2 separate regions of the Mus musculus genome follow, and region 1 is linked to region 2. Evidence: chromatin loops called from intact Hi-C (ENCODE). Cell type or tissue: heart. All regions are shown on one strand. Links, peaks and the distances in the headings refer to the core of each region. The heading gives the core; the rest is flanking DNA.

Region 1 (10,227 bases), core at 982-8,981, 220 kb after region 2:
TTTTCTTATATGGAAAAGGGTTTGGGTTCAGTCCTTGAGAGGCTCATCCCCTTGCTGCCTGAGAAGCCTAAGATCATCCTGTCTTGTCCCTCTTCGATCAATAGTCCCACATAACCCAGAGCACTGACAAGGCACGCCTTTAATCCAGCACTTGGGAGGCAGAGGCTGGCAGAGCTCTGAGTTCAAGGCCAGCCTGGCCTCTAAAGCAAGTTCAGGAGAGCCAAGGCTCTGTTACACAGAGAAACCCTGTCTCAGGGTGTGTGGGGTGTGTGTGTGTGTGTGTGTGTGTGTGTAAGGACTGAGGTGCATATTTTACATATCAAAGCAGACGTGGCCTCCAGGTTCTCTCAGACATTGTGTGTGTGTGAGCTCTCAGCAAGCCCCTGAGTAATTTTTAAAATACAGATTCTAAGGACTCAACCTTCTGCTCAAAACTCTTCAATAGTTCTCACTGCTCTACCATGAAATCCAAGCTCCTCCCTTACCATGGCAACAAGGCTCTACATGACCTACATCTTTAAACCCTCCAACCTCCTCTCCCGCTTTTCCTTACAACACCCCACACATACTAATGTCCTTTCTGTTCCCCAGGAACCCTCCAAGGCCCAGGCCTGTCTTTAAGTCTGTGCACTTGTCAAAATGTTCTCTTTCTCTCTCTCTGTCTCTGTCTGTCTCTCTCTGTCTCTGTCTCTCTCTCTCTGTCTGTTCCTTTTTCCCACTTTGTGTGTGTAATGAAGGGGGTCTATCCCACAGCCTGTCTAGCATTCGAAGACCATTCTTCCACTGAGCTGCAAGCCCAGCGCTCCTCCGTGCCTCCTGCATAACTCATTCTATCCTCGTGGCTCAGACCTCCTCATTTCCTCCACTCGGCCTCCTCTGACCACTCAGTTAAGCCTGCCTCTGCCATCTCAGGTCTCCTTTATTTACGCTCATCTAGAGGCCTGTTTGATGCAGTACCTCCTGTCTAACCCCTCAACTGGAAGGCACTACCTTTATATTACATACTGTGACCAGCATCTAGTCCATGGCCTTGGATCTAAATCAAATCGAATGACCAAGCTCGTTTACTGCTTTATGAGTAGTTTTGTTTTGTGGTTATGAACAGTTTAGAGTTTCTGAATTATATTGTGAAATGTTTCAAGCAATTGGCCAAACACTGGAAACTGTAACAAACACTGCCATCCATAACTAATATGCATTGACAGTATGCTCTATTTGTCTGTGGCTTAAAAGGAAATAAAACAGACACTGGTACAGTTGCAATTACTTAAAACACATCTTCAATTCAATCAGACATTGCCAAACTATTCTGGGAAAAAAAATGCCAATTAATACTCTCACTAACTGTATTAAAGATGACTCACTGAGGGCCAGCAGAACAACAAAAAAATACCTCACGTTGGGCCAGAATGATAGCTCGGTAAGCAAAAAACGCTTCTACCCAAGCTTGACCATGGTCTGTTCTCGGACCCGAATGATAGGAGAGCGCTGACTCTGAAAGCTGTCCTCTGACCTCCACAAATGCACTGTGTCTCAATCTTGAACAAACACACATGGGTGTGCGCGCACACACACACACGCACGCACACACACACACACACACACAGTGAATTTAATTTTTCCCTTAATTTGAGACAGGGTAGCCCTGGCTAACCTGGAACTTGCCAGGTCGACCAGGCTAACCTCAAACTCACATATACCTGCCTCTGCCTCCCAAATTCTGGATTAAAGGTATGACCACCACAGCCATCCCCTCCCCACAGAAATGTTTACTGTCTCTCTTCCAAACATACACAGCATCAACTGATGTCAGACACTCTCTGTACTTGCCAACCTCTGTGTGGAAAGAATAGCATGTGCTCATACGCCCTGCTTATCCCTGAAGCTAGGCAGGCAGTGTTTCAGCATCTTGGACATTCATTATTATCTGTTCTTTTTTTCTGCTAGAAGACACATGTTTTCTTACTCTGTTCTTTAGGAAAGATGCTAGTCGTCTGCAGCGTATTTGGGGCAAGTATAGCCTTCAAGCTTGCCTTCCTCATCAAGCTTCTCCTTTAGGATTTACACTTTGTTTCTTAAGGTGTTCTTCTCCTCCATTTTCCTTAGCAGCTTCACTTTACACAGTCAGTTTTTTCATTAACCCAGGTAAAAAGGATTTCTGCCAATGTCCTAGAGGCAGTAATCTTATCTTTTTGCCACTTGGATTGATAGTTCTCTTAATCCTATCTTCTGAATGATTCGTCCTTTCTCAATTACTGTGTAAAGCCATCTTGGCCATGTGATAAGGTTTCGTATGTAGACGGGTCTGCTAACAGATGGTGCTCAGCTTCAGTGCTCTGTGTATCTATCTCTCATCTAAGATTTAACATCACAGTCATATAAAACCCCACATGCTTGGATGGCACACGAGAATTAAAAAATCCCCTCTAAACCCAGTTCAAACATCAAAAGAACCCTTCCCATGACTCAGACATTATTACTCATATTTATGCAAATTAGGAGGATGAGGCTCATCTTATCTGTGGTCACCAGCTAATAAATAGAAGAAAAAAGGCCCAATCTCACCCCTTGGGTGACTTCTCTTTCTATCAGACACTGAAAAACAGTATCTTTCAAACTAACTGTGTACTCTGTCTGAATACAGCAGAAACCTTGCTAAATGAACACTTGCTTTAACCACCATGGAGGCTGAGCCAGACCTGTGTACTGATGCTGCCCTTCACCAGAGGTGCTATTCCAAACTCCCTGCTGCCTGTGCCACTGCTCACCTCAAGCATAAAGTCACGGGTGAAGCTGTTTACAACCCTGTACACAACAGCGGTGGTTTCCCATCAGTGCTAACTCTACAACTCCAAAGACTGATGTGACAACTGGATTGTGCATCTTGTCCTGGAAGGAGGCAGAATTGATCACCCCCCACAATGCTATGGAGTTTTCAACCCTTTGAAATTCATATAGCAGCTGTAGGATACACTGGAAGATACAAAAGAGTATTGGAAAGCTGCCCAAGAGCCCAGAACCTACCTTAGGGACCAACGAGAGTGAGTACTCCTTAAGTGGTTTGTACTAAGCAAATGGATTGCTTCATCTTGAGCCGACCCTGAGCTACAAGTGGTTTCAACAGAACCCTAGTAGATTAATCAAGAAAGCAAAGAGAGGCAGCTCGTGTATTCACTAAAAGCACAGCTGGAACAGTTTATTGACCATTCTCTTATTGGCCATTACTATCTCATAGAACAACAGCTCAGAAAAGATTATTCTGAAAACAGAATGAGGCCAAGCCTAATGCACAAGTGTGTATAAAAACAAACACCTAGTCATACTGCCACCAAAGATATACCAGACACCCTCTCTCCCTTGACCAAAGTAAACACTATTTCTCCAAAACAGTTTAATCTTGTGTCTCTCTCCTTACAGTTTTTCAGAACAGTTTTATCAACAGCAGTGAGCCCCCTCCTCCATTTGGTCTCTCACAAACACCAATGCTCAAATCCTATAATCAGTTTTAACACACTCTTAACAGACACTGACACACACGGCAAAGAGTAGTTACAGTAAGCTTCGTTTTAGCTACAGGTGGGCTCTCTGGTAAGTTCTCCCAGTAAAAGGCAGACAAGAAGCCTTCTCATCTCTGGAAGTCATTTCCAACTCAACAAAAGAGAGGCAAAGAATACACCAAACCCCAGCTTTACCAACAGACATGTTCATGAACAACCTTTTTTGTTTGTATGTGATATGCTTCCTTTTGGACAGAATGCCCTGGAAAAGGTGCCTGGGCCTGGGAAAGTGGAGCTCGTCTGACTCATCTCTGTAAATCTGTGGTGTGGTATACATGGTGTTGACATGTTCTTTTAAAACTAACGCCTCAGACTAGCAGACGTGAAGCCCCAGAAAGATAAAGCCTCCATAGGGGTGAGGGACTCGTTCTTCCCAAAATTTCTTAAAAAGGACTTTTCTCTCCAAAAGAAATGTTCTCCTTTCTTCTCCACCTTCACAGTGTTCACTGTTAACGTGTTTCAAACTCGAATCTCTGGGCATGGTGGTGCACACTTGGAATCCCAGCACTCAGGAGGCAGAGGCTGGCAGATCTCTGTGAGTTCCAGGCCAGCCTTGGTCTACATAGTAAGTTCCAGGCCAGCCATAACTATATAGCATGACTGTCTCCAAAATACAAAAATAAAAATTAAAAACAAAAACTTTTTTTTCTATTTTAGCAAAGAATCTTGTAGCAGAGTAGAGAACAATAGCACAGAGAATTATTCATCCTATTCTAGAGTAGCATTTATTCGGGTTTGCTTACACCTTAAATGAAATTTACTGCTTACTCAAAGACATTCTGGCCAGTATTAGCTTCATCGTTCACAAGGGGAAATTATTTACATTCCAGAAGCAAAGATTAGACTCAAGTGGACATGGGCACCTAGACCCTGCAAGAAAATAGACCAGATGAATTGATGAATTCAGACAGGTATCTAACTGCGAGCAAGAAACAGTTCAGAGGAATGAAGATTACAATACCATGGATGTCAAGGAGACTAGGGAAAGAACATTCCAGACCAAAACCACTCGCTTCACACAGAATACTGGATGGTCTGGTTAGAGACATGGGAAGTTCCCAGGGATTTGATTTGCTCACATTAATAGGTAAACGTGGTGAAATGAATACTTAATGTCACACGATAATTTCTTTACGCAACTTGCTAAGGCTGAGCTCGCAGCCTTAAAGAGAGGATGGAAATCATTTCCTTGGTGAGCGGAGGTGTGGTGTAGATTTCTATCACTGAACGGTTGGGGGGTTGCCCCCCGCCCAGCCCAGCGACGGGCCTTGAGAAGGTCAATGGGCCGCCCGGACTAAACCTCAGAGGCCAGCGCTGACGTCCTGCTACCGCACAACAGGCCACTGTCAAGCCGCACTTTAGACCCACGGAGCTCATCCCACAATTCAGAGGGCCTTAGGCAACCCGAAGGCCAGCCGCCGGCTTCCAGGACTCTGCTGAGGCTCCCCAGGGCGCCTACCAGGAACAAAGGGGATACCGGGGCCAAGCGCAGAACGCCGGACGGCACCTGCAGCCCCTAAGGGAGACCGGGGCGCTCCACTCGCGGTTCCTGCTGGCGCACTGCAGGAGCGCAAACGCACAGGGCGGCCGACGGGGACCGGGGGGCCCCCGATCCTGCGCGCAGCCCGCAGCCCGGCCTTTACCTGCACGTCACTCAGCTCCACGCGCAGATACAGCTCGCGGTGTCGCTGAGCCCAGTAGACATGCGGCGTCAGCACTTGAGTCTCCATGGCCCACGCTGTCCGGGGGAGCGGGGAGGCTCGGCTTGCTGCGCCTCGTTACCTCGGCCTGTGAGCCGCTGGAGCTAGCAGAACGCAGGCCTCAGACCCGCACGCTCCGCAGCCCGCAGCCCGGCTGTCTCGAGATAACCCACGCTCGCGGCTCGCGCTTGCGCAGTGAGGACCGGGGCGGGAGGGCGGGGCGAACCCAGCGAGGGAGAGGACGGGGCGGGACGTGGGAGAGGCTAGCGGCTGCGCCACGTGATCAGCGGCTCAGTGGCCTTCGGATCAGAGGCTTTTGAGCTCCTCGCTTACCTCCTGTGGCGCTTCAGAGAGGTCCTTGCACAAGAACATGAAAGTGAGAGGCTCTAATCTACAAAGAAAGGGCGGATTGGCGGCGTATGAAGAGGCTTGTGTGCAAGGATCCCTTCCAAGTTTTTTTGTATGATCGCAGCGTTTAGTGAGAACCCACTTCCTCCCTGGGCTTCAAGGCCACACACAGAAAGACAGATGAGCCATTCAAGACATACATTGGTGTTGCTTTTTTTTTTTCTTCCTTCCTTCCTTTCTTTCTTCTTTCTGTCTGTCTTACTATGTAGCTCTAGGTGACCTGAAATTCACTTGGTAGACCAGATCCAGGGACCTGTCGTCTGCTTTTGCCTCCCTTGTGATTTAAAGGTGTGCAACACCTCCCCTGGCCTCAGGCTTCCTGTTTTAAGAGAGATGGTTTCCATTCACTGCCCAACAAACAGAACAGCCCATTCGTTATAGCTATCTACATGAACTAATAAGCAAACAAACAAATCAGTTCCTTGGCATCCCTAGCCCCGTCCTGAGCATTTGAGGACCTGGATGCTGCAGACAGGCACTCTACTATAACCTCAGCTCCTTGTAGTGTCATCATCTGTTTCTAAGTTTTTCTGTAAAGGAGCACAGCTATTATGGGCCCATTTCCAGGGAAATCAATAAGGAGACAGAGACAGAGAGACAGAGATTAGTAAGAGGACTAGAGGACTAGAGGACTATAGCCTAGTCGGTAGTGGGTTTGATCCCCAATAGCACATAAATCAGGACTAGTGGTGAACACCTGTAATCTCAGCACTTGAGATGTTCAGAAGTGCAAAGTCATCCTTAGTTACGTACTGAGTTCAAGGCCAACCTGAACAAACAAAGGAAAGGGAAATAAAGTAGAGTTTATCATCCAGGCTAAAAAGTACACGGTGGTGGGGCAGGGTGAGGGAGACTAGAAGGCAAGGCCAGGGGCAGGGGGATGGGAATAAGGCTTTTATGATGATGTCAGTCAAATGAAAAAGAAACCACACTGTCCTCTCTAGAGACTGCCCCCCCCCCTCCTAGCCCTGTTTGGCTCAGGGCCATGTCTCCCTTCTCAGAGATCAGTCATTACTCCTGCAGAAAGCTTTCATTTGGTCCTTGACACTGATAAAGGCTATTGCCAGGACGTACGCCTAGTTTCTGCTGTTGGCAAGAGATCCTGCTTGGCTCTGATGTTCACCTTTTTACAGACTCTTCTGATGCTTGAAGGACTTAGAGGAGGAGCTGCTGTAGATGGGGATGTAGATTATTTGGTAGAGCACTTGTCCAGCACACACAAAGCCTTGGGTTGGATTCCCAGAACCACCAGGCCACGTATACCAATGGTCCACGTATGTAATCCTAGCACTTGGAAGATGGAGGCTAGAGGATCAAGCGCTCAAGGTCACCTGGCCTGGGATGCACGAAGCCATGTATGAAGCAAAAAAGAGAGGGTGAAGGGAGTTGCTGAATTCAGCAATTTGGATCCTCACCTATGCACAAAACATCTAACCAGTTATCTATAACCAAAACCAAGTTTGTCTGTCTAAGCCACAAAGGGAGAAACACTGACTGAATAAACCCAGGCATCTAGTGGGCAACAATCAGATCGTATACCTATAACCTCCTAAGTATGCCAGAAAGGTCAATAACTGCTCCCAACCTTTACCAGAAAGATCAGCTCATCAGTTACAGTTTAAAGGAAATCACACAGTTGTCCCCACCTGAGTTGACACCATCCTTCCATTACCTGCCTTACATGTTGGCTGTGGCCTTTTCCCCATATTTTCTCCTTCCCATCTGATAACTCTAGTTCTCTTAGCTGTTGATGTGATTGCCAAACACAGACACTTGGCAAATATTTGTGTGTAAATAGTGCATCAAGAGTGGGCGTAAAACACAGAGTAAAATTCATGCATTCATTTGCACGGCCTAAGACATTGCTGTAAGTATATGCATGAGAACAATCAGTATGGGGAGAGGGGGAAACTGAGTGCCCAGTGGACTAGGGTGGGAGAAGACATTTCACCATATTCCTTTTTATCCTTAAAGCTAGTGTGTGTGCATGCGTGTACATAGTCATATAGCTGTGTGCATGGGGTGCTATATGTGTGTCTGTGGGTATATGTGAATGTGTTCATGCATGTGTTTGGAAGCTAGAGATTAATATAGGTGTCTTCCTCAGCCACTTTTTGAAACAGGATCTCTCACTGAATCTGGAGCTCATTGACTTGACTGTGCTGGCTGGTGAAGATACCCCAGTGACCTGCCTAGATCCACTGTCTCAGAACCAGGTTCAAAGATAGGCACCATTGCACCTGGCTTCTGCAGGTACCAGAACTCAGGTGTCCACACTTACACAGCACACTTTAAAACTAAGCCATCTCTCAGGCCTCCTCAGGTGTTTGTTTTTTGGGTGTTTTTGGGTTTTTTTGTTTTTTTGTTTTAAGAATATGACAGAGAGCCGGGCGTGGTGGCACACACCTTTAATCCCAGCACTTGGGAGGCAGAGGCAGGCGGATTTCTGAGTTCGAGGCCAGCCTGGTCTACAAAGTGAGTTCCAGGACAGCCCAGCCAGGGCTACACAGAAAAACCCTGTCCCGAAAAACCAAAAAAAAAAAAAAAAAAAAAAAAAGAGATGACAGAATTGCCTATTCAAAACGTAACTGCGAGAAGAAAATCAGGAGAAACCCTATATTTTGTTATTGTAGCTTGGTGTGCGACATACCCCTAACCTAGCACGCTGTTTCCTGCCTCAGTGTGTGTGTTACCTATTCATGATCACTCGACCCACTAGAGTAAAAATCTGGATTGCCTGCTCTGCCACCTTAAAAAACATCTAACATGATGTCTTTCAGAAAGGAGATGCTTAAAACATACTCGTTAAAGATTACCAGCAGAGAAAAAGAAAAAAAAAATGTCAGTGGTAGGACCCAATGCTAGAAACATTTTGGTGAAATTGGCATGCCCATGCTTAATGTAACCATAGGTAATCTAAATGTGCAGTCATTTTGCAAAGCAGTATTGCAATATATAACAAGGAAAACAACATTTGTGTTACACAGGCTAGTTGTAATTTTAATTTTTTCAAACACCTATTTTTAATGATGGTTCTTAATCACTTTAACCCTCCTTGTAGCCCATCACCCACCGGTGATAGTGGAAAACAAAGGATATGAGGGAAGTGGACCTGTTCAGAAAGGTTCTTTGAAGCAACTCCTGTCTGTGATGTCTGGAAATCAGCAGTTCAGTTCACAGGTTAGCAGCGGCAGCTCTACCCACTTGCAAACACTTCACAAATGCACAGCAGTCCAGTTCGCTAGAGTCAGGATAACAAACAGGAATCAGCAGCGGTGGCACTACCTAGAAGAGACAGCCAGGCCTTAGCATGAGTCAGCAGGAGGGACCTGGAGGGACACCAGGAAAAGTTCTCAGCTGTGTCTCTCTTAGGAAAGTTCATCTGTCTCAGTGGACATCACTCTGCCATTCAGCCCAAATTGATGGAAGCAGCAAGAAACTGCAGCACACCACCAGAAGTTGTTTGGCACATTTCTCTATGTGGAGTCCCAACAAATGCAGCTCAACTATGAAACGTAAGGTGGACCAATACACGAGTGTCCTTAGCAAAGAATCCTCCATTACGTGTCCTTTCATGTGCTTGCTTTAACAGAACATCCTCTCTCCTGTGTCTGCTTCAGCAAAATATTCCTTCACGAATCTGCCTTAGCCATTCACCTGTGTCCACTTAAGTTAAACATTCCTTCATGTGTTCACCCCAGCAAAACACCATTCAGCCAACTTTCCAAAGAACCCTTAAGTTCCTACTTCACCTAGTGATTTACCTTTCGTGGATTTTAGTCTAAGAAAATAGTTCCAAGAAAGAAAGATGTACTAAATACTACACAGGGTTTTTAAAAAAAAAAAAAAGAAACTAATCCAGTTGTTGTATTACAACCCATAGTTGGGGAAAGTACCAAATTCAAAACTGGTACTTGTTAAAAAAAATTGCTATTAACATTGTACAGATGCAAGATACTAAGAAGTAAGTTTCCAGCTTGTGTAAGTTGACACACAAAACCAGCCAGTACAGATGCCAAATCCTCCTTTCAACAATTCAACTTCGTGTGTGAGACAAAATATCTGGAAGGGCAGAACAGCCCAAGAATAAACACATTGTCCCACTAAGAACAGACTCAGAGAAGCCAAGCCATCCCCAGACAAGGCACTCTGGAGGAGGCTCTGAGAGAAACATGCTTGGGTCCGAAATGGCTTGGGGGCAACCCTGCTTCTAGAGCCAGCTTCTCAGGGGGCTTAAAACAGCAGGTGACAATTTACCAATATAATGTACATGACACTGGATTTACCTATGACTGAGCAAAATTATGCTTTTTGTTCCTACATGAGAGTCACAAAAGTCCAGGTTGAGTTGAACTACATAAAAACTAAGAAAATTACATACACGTAGCTTAAAAATGTTTCTCTGCTCACATGTAAAATGCACATACAAAACAAAAGGCCTATGGCAGACTAGCAAGATTATTGATATGTCGTTTAGTTATGTCTGGAAGTTCTGTTTAGACTTCAAATTTGGGAGACTGATGCTTGTTGTTGAAGAGACTGCCCACAGGCTTTTGTATGCC
Region 2 (10,227 bases), core at 929-8,928:
CGTGTATTGGAATAGTCAGTCAGAGCTACATAGTAAGACATCATCTCAGGAGAAAGAGAGAAGCCAGGAGGTGGGGGTGCACGCCTTTAATCAACACTCAGGAGGCAGAGGCAGATGGATGCCCGAATTTGAGGCCAGCATGGTCTACAAAGTGAGTTCAAGGCTACAGAGAGAATTCCTGTCTCAAACCCAGCATTTCCTAAGGCAAGATGGGGGAATTGTTGTGTGACAGTGTTCTGGAGAAGATGTGAGTAAATGCCTACTCGTCTGAAATAAGGAGCAACCGACCTGAGCAAGGGATACCGGCAAAATCCTACCTGATGAACCAATGGGTTTTACCGGACACCTCCAAGAACATGGCTGAGGATGGCACAGAATCTCTCATGAACAGACAAGATAAACAGAATGTAATTAAAATGAAAACCATGAAGACGATCTTCATTCCTCACACACAGGGATCTAGACCATCTTAATTACGGTAGACGGCTTCAAAAGGAAGTCCAGGAGCTTTGTGGGCTTCAGGATTCCAATAGTGCTCTCACTGCGTGGAACTTGGTGGTAATGAAAATAGAGGATGAAGATGTGGTATACCATAAATCAGCTGAATGGTTATATTTGGTTATCATTCTACAAATGATTACATTCTGACCGAGGCTTTAGTATCAGAGGAAACGGTTATGGCAACTGCCATCTTGCTTCCTGATAAAAAGATAAAAGTTAAAAACGCTTTGCTCTTGGCTTTCGGATGGGATGGCGTGAGGACAAGATGTAGCTACGAGTGTCTCCCGGTTTCAATGGTGAATTGTCAGGATTCGCCACCCCGGGGGATTTAGATTTAATAAGGCTTACAAGCTTAGTATTTTAGTTACTGCGCCCAACGATTGAGTTACTGTCGTTTCTGAACTAAGTTTGTGTTGTGTTTTCCTTCACAAGACGACTTTCTCAAGAGAGAAAGTATTACGCAGATTTGCCAGCAGAAGAAATAGAAAAGAAGCTGGCTTCCTGCTCAAGACACCGATTTCATGACATTCCACCCAACACACCAGAGAATTTCTGGGAAGTTGGTTGTCTTTCTACTCAGATATGTCTGGAAAGAGATTATATCAAGGAAGATCTCGCTCTTAGTCCTCGTCCCAAAAGATGGCAGCCTTACAACGCAGTATTTTCTCCAAAAGGCAAAGAACAGACAACCTAGCTGCTGGAGTGAAAGCGAGAGAACAGACCTTTTTGTGTTTCATTTAGTTATCCATAGTTAAAGTTGGAATAAACATTGAACTTTGATTTTTTTTTGATCTTCTATTTAAAAAAATGCTTTGTTCTTTATCCCTCTTCCCCCCACCCCACACACACTTTGGTTTTTGAGACTCTGTAGCTCTGTCTGGCCTGGAACTCTCTATCTAGCCCAGGCTAGCCCTGAACCACTGGCAATCTGCCTACTTCAATTACTGGGATTACAGGCACCAAACAATACACCTAGCAAAAATGTTTTGCTTTTTTTATGTAGACAATGAGCCATCAAATTCATCAAAAAATATAACCATGGGTATGGTGGCATGCAGCTCAGTTGGTAGGACACTCTGTAGCGAGTATGGAGCCTTAGGTCTGCATTGCAGCACTATGCAAAACTGAGTGTAGTGTCGAATGCCTATCATCCTCGCAGGAGGAGCAAAAAGGCAAGGCTATATTCAGCTACAACAAAACTTAGAGGCACAGTCTGGCATACATAAAACCCTGACTCGAAAAAGGAAGGAAAGAAGGAAGGAAGGGAGGGAGGGAGGAAGCCTTTTAAATACACAGAAAAGTTAAAAACAAAAAAAAAAAACCCCTCATGTATTCACATATATTTGGTGATGGTGTTTGTTTATTTGTTTTTTGTTTAGAGAGGTCCCACTGTCTAGGACAGCTCTGGCTCACTACTGAACACACACACACAAACACACACACACACAGAGTGAACATTCTATGCTGTCTCGGCTGCACAGATGCAAGAGTTTCTCCAAGGAGAGGGGCTTTCAAACTGGACCCCTCACTCCTCTCTCCCCCTTCCCTTCCCCTCTCCCTCATTCCCTTCCCCTCTCCCTCTCTCCCTCCCCTTTCTCCCTCTCCCTGTCCTTCTCTCCCCTCCTCTTCCTCCCTCCCCTCTCTCCCCTCCCCTTCTTCCTTTCTTCCTCCCCCTTCCCCTCTCTCTCCCCCTCCACCCCCCCACCCTGTCCTCATATACTCACACTGCATGCACATGTGGAAGCAAGAAGTTGACAGTCAATGTCTTCCTCAATTGCTTTCTACCTTGTGTTTTTTGAGGCACAGTCTCTCACTAAATCATTTTGGTGAGGCCGATTGGTCAGGAAGCCCTCCAAGACTTGTCCACCGTTCTTTGCTTCAGTGCTGGGCTTACAGGCATGTGGCATCACACCCGACATTTATCTGGGCGCTGGGGTCGAAACTGAGGTCCTCATGTAGCAGACATTTTACTTACTGAGCCACCTCCTCAGCCTCTGGTTTTCAAACTTTCAATACCCAAGAGTGAGACATGACTTTACATTTAGATCCCAGATATGCAGATCACACTGCCTGGCATGTGTGCCATCTGTGCCATGGTGCAGATTTTTGTACAGTATTTTTTTTTTGAGATGTTAGACTTGATCTCAGCATCATACTAAGAAACACATATAAGCAAAGTGAACGCATCTCTGCATGTCAATTCTTTTTGCAAAATGGGTGTGCTGGAACAGAAACCAGGCTAGCAACACTCCAGGGCCACAAGGCTTCTGCCTTCTATCCCTGGTGTCTGTCACTTCTTTGGTGGGAGCTTGACTTCACAGTCTGATGTTACAGGTTAAGTGATGCACAGGTTAAATTAAAGAAAATATGAGTCCCTGTGGGGCTAACTACCTTTGATAAAATGAAAGAAAGCAAAACAAAATCTGTTTCCTACAAAGACAGGGTTTCATTAGGTAGTCTTGGCTTTTCTGGAACTTGCTATGTAGACCAAGCTGGGCTTAAACTCACAGAGATCCATCTGCCTCTGCCACTCATATGATAAGGTTAAAAGTGTGTGCCACCAGGCCCGCTCATGGATGTCTTTTGTATGGGAACAGGGTTTTTACTATGTAGCTAGTAAAATGGGGTAGCTTGGATCTTACCATATAACCCAGCATTGTGTAGCAATTTCCTGGAGCATCCACCTTAGAAGGAAGTATAAGACACAGGGTGTTCTATGGCGAGGTAAAGCTTTCCATCCTGAAGGGAAGGTAGTTACGTTCAGGAAATAAGCAACTCAAATGCTTCAGAAAGGTCTTGAAACTTCCCCCCAAGCATATCCAGGCAGTCAGGACTGCTGAGAGATGTTCTAAAGCAGTGCTTCTCAACTTGTGGGTCACAACCCCCTTTGAGATCCGATTACCCTTTCACAGAAGCAGTTTAAGACTATGGGAAAACACAGGTATTTAATTATGATTCATAACAGTGGCAGGCTCTAGAAGAGTCTCAGACCAACTGAGCTACCTAGAAAGGACACTTTCCAACCTGTTGGACTGCCAGTAGGCTGAACAGTGTGCTCCAGGTTTTCAGTAGCTGCACCCATGCTGGGGTGGACTTTGGTAATCCAGCTTTGAGTCATTTCTGCTCTTATAAATAACCCTTCACCTACACTCTTCTATGTAATCCCAATAAATTGTATTGGTTCTTCAAGTTGGACTTTGGTGGTATCCTCACTATGGTTGGCTGTTGGTTTCTGTCTAGGGTTAGTAGATGTTTGTTGGCAACTCCCCAGGCTGACCTCAAACCTCGCAATCCTCTGCCTCAGCTTCCCAAGTCCTGGGATTTTAGGCATGTGCCATCATTGCTGGTTTTGTATGTACAATGTTTATGGAGAAGTGCCTCAGAACAGACACACATGGAGGTGGAGTAGCAGGAATAGGAAGGGGGAAGAGCCAGACTACTGAACTGAAAAGAGTAGATGGTCTCAACTAACCCTGCACAGGCTGGCATAGTCCTTCAGATTACTGAGAACTGGAGAAGGGGATCAGCGTGGTATATATACCTGCCAGTTACTGGAGACAGCTGCATCCAGGAAGAGGACAAGGCCTAGGGCAATCAATCAGCTTTCTTCCTGGAGAGCCCTTAGAAGGACCTAGATACAATCTGGTGGCTGCCAGCATTCTTGGCAGCTGAAAGAATGAATGCTCCAGTCCTGGAGAGGGAGAATGTCGATGATGCTTTGTGTGTGTGTGTGTGTGTGTGTGTGTGTAGATTATGGGTGTGTGTGTTTACATATACACACATATAAACAATTCCTTGATCTGATATGTTCTGTTTCATTAAAAAAAAATCATGGTGGCACATTCCTGTTATCATATTGGTTGGAAGGTAGAGGCAGGAGGGTCAGAAGTTCAAGGCCATGCTCAGCTACATAGTGGGTTTGAGGCCAGACATGAGATCCTGCATATAAGTAAACAAAAGAAAAAATAAAAATAAATTCTAATACTGTAGTGCCTCAAGACTTAAACTTCTTGCTGGCTTCTCAACCAATAAAAAGGTGTCATTCAACTTCCTGTCTTTCAGCATAGGAATCAAATATCTATAGGAGATAGGGGTGCCAGTGAGATGGCTCCCTGTGCAGAAGTGCTTGCCATACAAGGCTGGTGATGGTTGTTTGAGGCCTGGAGCCCTAGAAAAGGACATACTGCACAAGGTTGTGCACAATGTCCAAGTGTGCACTACCTTAGCACCTGTACATCTCCCTACAGATACCACACACAGATAACATGTTTTAGATTATTTTCCCTGCATACACACACACACACACACACACACACACACACACACACATATATATATATATATATATGCCATACACATTCCTGGTACCCACAGAGGTCTGGAGGTCAGATGAGGGTGTTAGACCCCCTGGGGCTGGAGTAAAGGATGGTGTGTTCCACTATGTGGACGCTGGGAACTGAACCCAGATTCTCTACAAGAACAACAGGTACTCTTAACTGCTCTATATCTCCATCCCATAATAATCTCTTTCTGAGACAGAGTCTCTCTATATATATCCCTGGCCATCTTGGATTTCACAATATAGACCATGTTGACTTCAAACTCACAAAAAAAATCTTCCTGGCTCAGCCTCTCTAGTGCTGGGTGGTATTAAATGTGTGTGTGCCACCATGCCTGGCCAATAATTACAGAATATAGGAATAACAGGGTTGGAACAACGACAATGAGTTCCTTTCTCTCTGAGTTGACTTTCTCTCTGAGTTTGAGGCAAGCCTGGATTTCCAGGACAGCCATGGCTACACCCAGAAGCCAAACATGGGGGGAGAGGATATGCTAACCTTCAGGTGCACTTTTGACTGCTCTAGAAAGAGACGGTTCATTAACCTGTAGGGAGAAATATGGATTTCAGATGTGTCTCCCAGTCTAAGGAAGGACATAGGAACCAGGCTGCTCCCTTTCCCAGGCTCACGTTTTCACCCACAGGTGTTTCCCTTTTCTGGCCGTTTTCCTTAAGCCCAGACAATAAAAGGGTGTCCCTCTTATCCTCTTTGCAGGATGTGTGTCTGGGTCAGTCAATGAAAAGAAAGCATGTCGGTTTCTGATTTGTTCAACCTGGTGTTTTCCAAATCTCCAGGCTGTACCTCCATGGTGAGCACATGAGAGGCTGACTCACGCTTCCTGCAAGTCAGCGCAGATATCACCCATCCTTCACATGAGTTAAACCTCTGGCCACTCCCAAAGACAGCCCGAGTGCTGGAGTCATTTATGAGCATCTCTTCCAGGTCTCCTGTTTGCTATAAAAATTCAAAGAAGAAAAATGCCCTTTCTGCTTTGACCTACCTCCTGCTCCAGGCCCCAAGAGAGATGTCCTCAGCTTTACAGAAAATCTAAGTAAGTTATGTCAGGATTGGTTCAAATGCCATCTTTACCCCCTTTCCTTTAGACTTTACAATGAGTATTCAATCCCCTGAGCGTCTGAGGCAGTGAGTCTGCTTAGTGTGAAACTTGCTTTGGTCTGACTTTTATTAAAGTTCCTTGTCTGGGAGCATGCCTCTTGCCTCTTGGGTGTTCCTGTTTATGGACCACTATGTTCCTTCTGAGTTTTGCATGATACTTGGAACGTAATTGCTGGCTGAGGTGAAGATGTTAAAAGTTGGAATCTGTCCTACCGTCAGAGTCTGGAGGCACAGATAAGACGTTAAACAGACCCAATACTTAAAGATAACCTTATTTGGAAGATAATTCCAAAAGAGAAAGTTGCATTTATGAAGCATTGTTGAAAGAGGTGGATTATTCATTTAAGGAGAATGTTGAGAAGTGATAATTTTCAAATCTATGAGAAAATGCTGAGTCAAAGGTGGTGCTGCAGACGGCCACCCAAGAGCAGGGACACCAGTGACCCAGACTGCTACAGGATCCTCCTGTTCCCAGCTATCTCTCTCAATCATCAGGTTTAGAATTGATTATTCCCTTTTAATTGTGTTACATTTTAGTGTGTGTGTGTGTGTGTACTTTTAGGGGTGCTGGTTCTTTCCTTCTACCATGTGGGTCCTGGGGATCTAACTCAGATTACGAAGCTTGTTGGCAGGTGCCATGATTTGGCTGAGCCATCTCACCAGTCCTAGAACTGGTCATTGCTATTATAACATTATTTTTTTTTTACTGTTCTTCTTTTAAATTGTAAGATATATTATATTTCAAAGAGAATTACACTAGATTAATCTATTTAAAGACATAAATTGATGACAGAATCACGTGACTAATGCATTTCAGCGTGTAGGTTGAGTACATGACAATGTCACTCTAACACTGTTTCACAATGAACACAATTTGGCAAACGTGGGTTCTTCTTTGGAAGTCACCCAAAGCCTTTGGGAGAGCTCCTAAGTGGCTGCTGGAAGGGTTTCACACCCATGAGGAAGCCCTGTGGCACAGATATCAAGGACTACTTTAAGGCTACAGGTTTAAATCATTTAAAAAGCCATTGAAATGTCTGGTCGGGAAATTAAAGTACCAACTTTAACAGGTGGACAGGCCTGGGCTGTAAAACAGTGTGTGCTCCCAGCGCTATTCACGGCTCTCTATAAACATCCTTCATCATTTTCCTTCATGCATCATTTGAACTACAGTGTTTTAAAATAGCTTCTTAGAAACAGCCAGATAGAGTTCCAGGTGTAAAGAGGTGACGTCACTTCAGAAATGGGATGGGAGTGAAAGTTCTAAGCCACATTCGTCTATCTGGTTCCTGTCTATACTGTTACAACCCCGTGTCTAAGACACATTTGGGCCTTGGGTTTCTTTAGCTGTGACTGCGGTGACATATGCCTGGGATGTGGCCAGGACTCGAGACATCACTGCTAAGGGCTCGTGGTGCTTGATGATCCTTTCTAGACGCACAGTCGAGTGTTTCTTATTGGGTTTCTGCCATTTATGTTTGTCTACAGCAGCAGACAAAAAAAAACTATTTTGTAATATCAAAGTACTTGAGAAGAGTGCTCAGTGGTTAAGAGCACTTGTTCTTCCAGAGTATATGGGTTCGATTCCCAGCACGCACAGTGCGGCTCACAACCATCTGTAAATCCAAGTCTGGGGGGATCCAACACTCTTTTCTGGCCTCTGTGGGCACCAGACATGCACGTGGTACACAGACTCACATGCAGGCAAAGCACCTATACATATAAAATATAATAAAGATTTTATATTTTAAAAAGCATTTGAGATCAAACACAGGACTTCCTGTGTAATAGGCAGACACTCTTCAGCCACACCCGAGCCTCTGCTACCTTTTCATATTATTCTTTTCTCAAGAGACAGAAGTTAGGAGCCTGGGGAGATTGCTTACTTGGTAAAGTATTTACTGCTCAAGCATTAGAACCTGAGGTTGATCTGCAGTACCTCTATAAGAAAAATCGAGATTTATGTCACAAACTATAGCTATCTCAAAGGAGGGAACCTCAGTTGAGAAAATGCCTCCACAAGATTGGGTTGTGGGCCAGTCTGTAAACCATTTTCTTAATTAGTGATTGGTGGGGGTGGATCCCCAGGACAGGAACTCACGAAGGAACCTGGAGGCATGGCCACAGAGGAATGCTGCTTATTAGCTTCCTCTCCATAAGCAGCTTATTAGCTTCCATTCCATAAGGAATGATCTTATTAGCTTCTTCACTCAGCTGGTGTCCTTATTAGATCTAGGACCACCTGCCTACAAGTGGCGATACAGAGAGTGGGTTAGGCCCTCACGTATCATCGCTGATCAAGAATATGCCTTATAGTTTTGCCTACAAGCTGATCTGATGTAGGTATTTTCCCAACGGAGATTCTCTCGTCTCGGATGATTCTAGCTTGTGTCAAGTTGGCCATAACTATCTGGCACAGTCACCAGGCCCAGGGTTTTTGACATGGGTTCTGAGGGATGATGAACTTTCTCTCAATTGTTTTAGAAACGTTTAAAGACTCTCATGCTAAAAAGCAATTCCTGAAACTACATTTTTATATTTTAACTACAACCCTATATTGTAGACGGATATATCTATATCTCAACTCAGAGTGCTTTATACTGGTGATAATATAATATGCTAAGGTAACCTTTAAAAGGGGATTGACTGGGTATGCTTCACAACAATCAAACCAATTAGTGGTTAAGTCTAGGGCCAGTGGAAAAAGCCAGGAGTTCCCAATTGAACCCTTAAAACATTTGTTTGTATGTTTGTTTAAAGCAGAGAATTGCTTAAGCGCTTGCCTAGCATGCACCAATTCCTGCTTCCATCGCTGTAGAAAGTGGGTGTGGCGGCACAAGCTGCCATCATAGCGCTCAGAAGGTGGAAGGCATGAGAACTGTAATGGATCTGACACCAGCCTGAGCTATAGAGTGGGCTTATCTTAGAGGAGGAAAAGGTAGAAGCGTCTAAGTAGTGTTATTGAGGTCTAAAGGAGGCATGTATTTAGAGCCCTCAACTTAATAACTTTGACATATGTGTATATATTTGTGACCATTGTGCAATCAAGATAGTGAACACATCCATTGCCCCCCAATGTTTGCTTCATGATATAGACTCTCTCTAGCAATCACTGATTGGCAGATAGCTATGCCCTCACATTGGAGAGGAAAACATCATGGCTGACGTCAGTAGGGAGGATGGTTAAAAGACTTCAGTTTTTGCCAGGCAGAGGTGGTGCACGCCTTTAGTCCCAGCACTTGGGAGGCAGAGGCAGGCGGGTTTCTGAGTTTGAGGCCAGTCTGGTCTACAGAGTGAGTTCCAGGACAGCCAGGACTGAACAGAGAAACCCTGTCCCGGAAAAGCAAAACAAAAAAAAAAAAAGGGGGGGGGGAGGGTGTGGGGATCAACAATGGTATTATTTAATAATTTTCAGTGAAATTAGTGTATTTTTATCTACACAATATAATGTGATGCCCACACATTTTTTAAACAATTTGAACTATATTTGGTGAACTCAGTGTTGAAGAGACTCAAACTTAGATTTAAAAAAAAAAAAACAAACCCTCTCAATCAGGTTCTCTGGTCCATATGTTGTCTAGAATATAAATATAGATGCCATTCTTCAAGTACCACTCACTGTTCCCAGCTGCTTTGTTCCCTACTTGCCATTCAGTGGCTTCGGCCTGCAGTTAGAATTAAGGATAGTCTTGTATTTCTAGGCCCTATACAACGGAGCTCTCAACTCCCTCTCTAATCTAATGGAAGGCTTCTCCAGGCAAAATACATTTCTCATCAACACAGATTCCTCGCAGTTCTAAAAGCCAAGCTCCTCCCTATTGCAGGTTCTCTGCATGATCTTTTTGCTTTACTCAATTCTCTGGGGCCTTTCTTCCATTACTGGCTTCTTCCTGCACTTCAGAGAGGCACAGCCTTGATCACTCTGGTTTCAAAAACCACCCTGTTATCTGCTACCTAGAATTCTTCCTAGAACTTTTATGTTTCTTCTCCAAGCATTAAATATATTTGGTTGTTGTTGTTGTTGTTGTTGTTGTTGAGCTTCTCCCACTAGACCTCAACTCCCTCAAAGCAGACCTTTTCTGGTTCCCTGACTGTTGTGTGTCAGCCCTGCTGGGTTTTCCAACAATATTGTCTGGATGAATGAGTCCAAGAGAAGGAGTGGAGGTATAAAATAAAACTGTAATCTCGGTTGGCAATAAAGATGAAGCCTGTTTTGCATAGATTAACTTCAACCTAGAGGAATTTTTTTTTAAAAGGTCCTATTTCTTCC

What was found. Hi-C counts contacts between places; a loop is a spot of excess contacts. Peaks named below come from ENCODE experiments on the same cell type or tissue, not always from the same donor. Only the 100,000 strongest peaks of a DNase experiment are listed, where the experiment ranks them.
Region 1: a loop joins it to region 2, with 1.8 times the contacts of the local background. A loop is called at or near these places in 1 of 42 quality-filtered maps.

What each region holds. Positions count from the first base shown.
Region 1 is chr9:65,016,257-65,026,483 of GRCm38, forward strand. It overlaps Hacd3 (3-hydroxyacyl-CoA dehydratase 3), which reads right to left and starts at 5,461. Exons shown (of 11, transcript NM_021345.2): 1 at 5,201-5,461. The coding sequence starts at 5,287. Gm39362 (a long non-coding RNA gene) reads right to left here. Exons shown (of 3, transcript XR_870867.3): 3 at 8,645-8,950. In heart, for the core only: no CTCF peak of the experiment used is centred there; a DNase peak (open chromatin) is centred at 5,475; H3K4me3 peaks cover 2,145 bases; H3K27ac peaks cover 1,887 bases.
Region 2 is chr9:64,800,385-64,810,611 of GRCm38, forward strand. The region is part of intron 2 of Gm36459 (a long non-coding RNA gene); the gene reads right to left. It also overlaps a transcript of Dennd4a not described here. Among named protein-coding and RNA genes, the nearest start is that of Dennd4a, 5.5 kb to the right of the region's middle. In heart, for the core only: no CTCF peak of the experiment used is centred there; no DNase peak of the experiment used is centred there.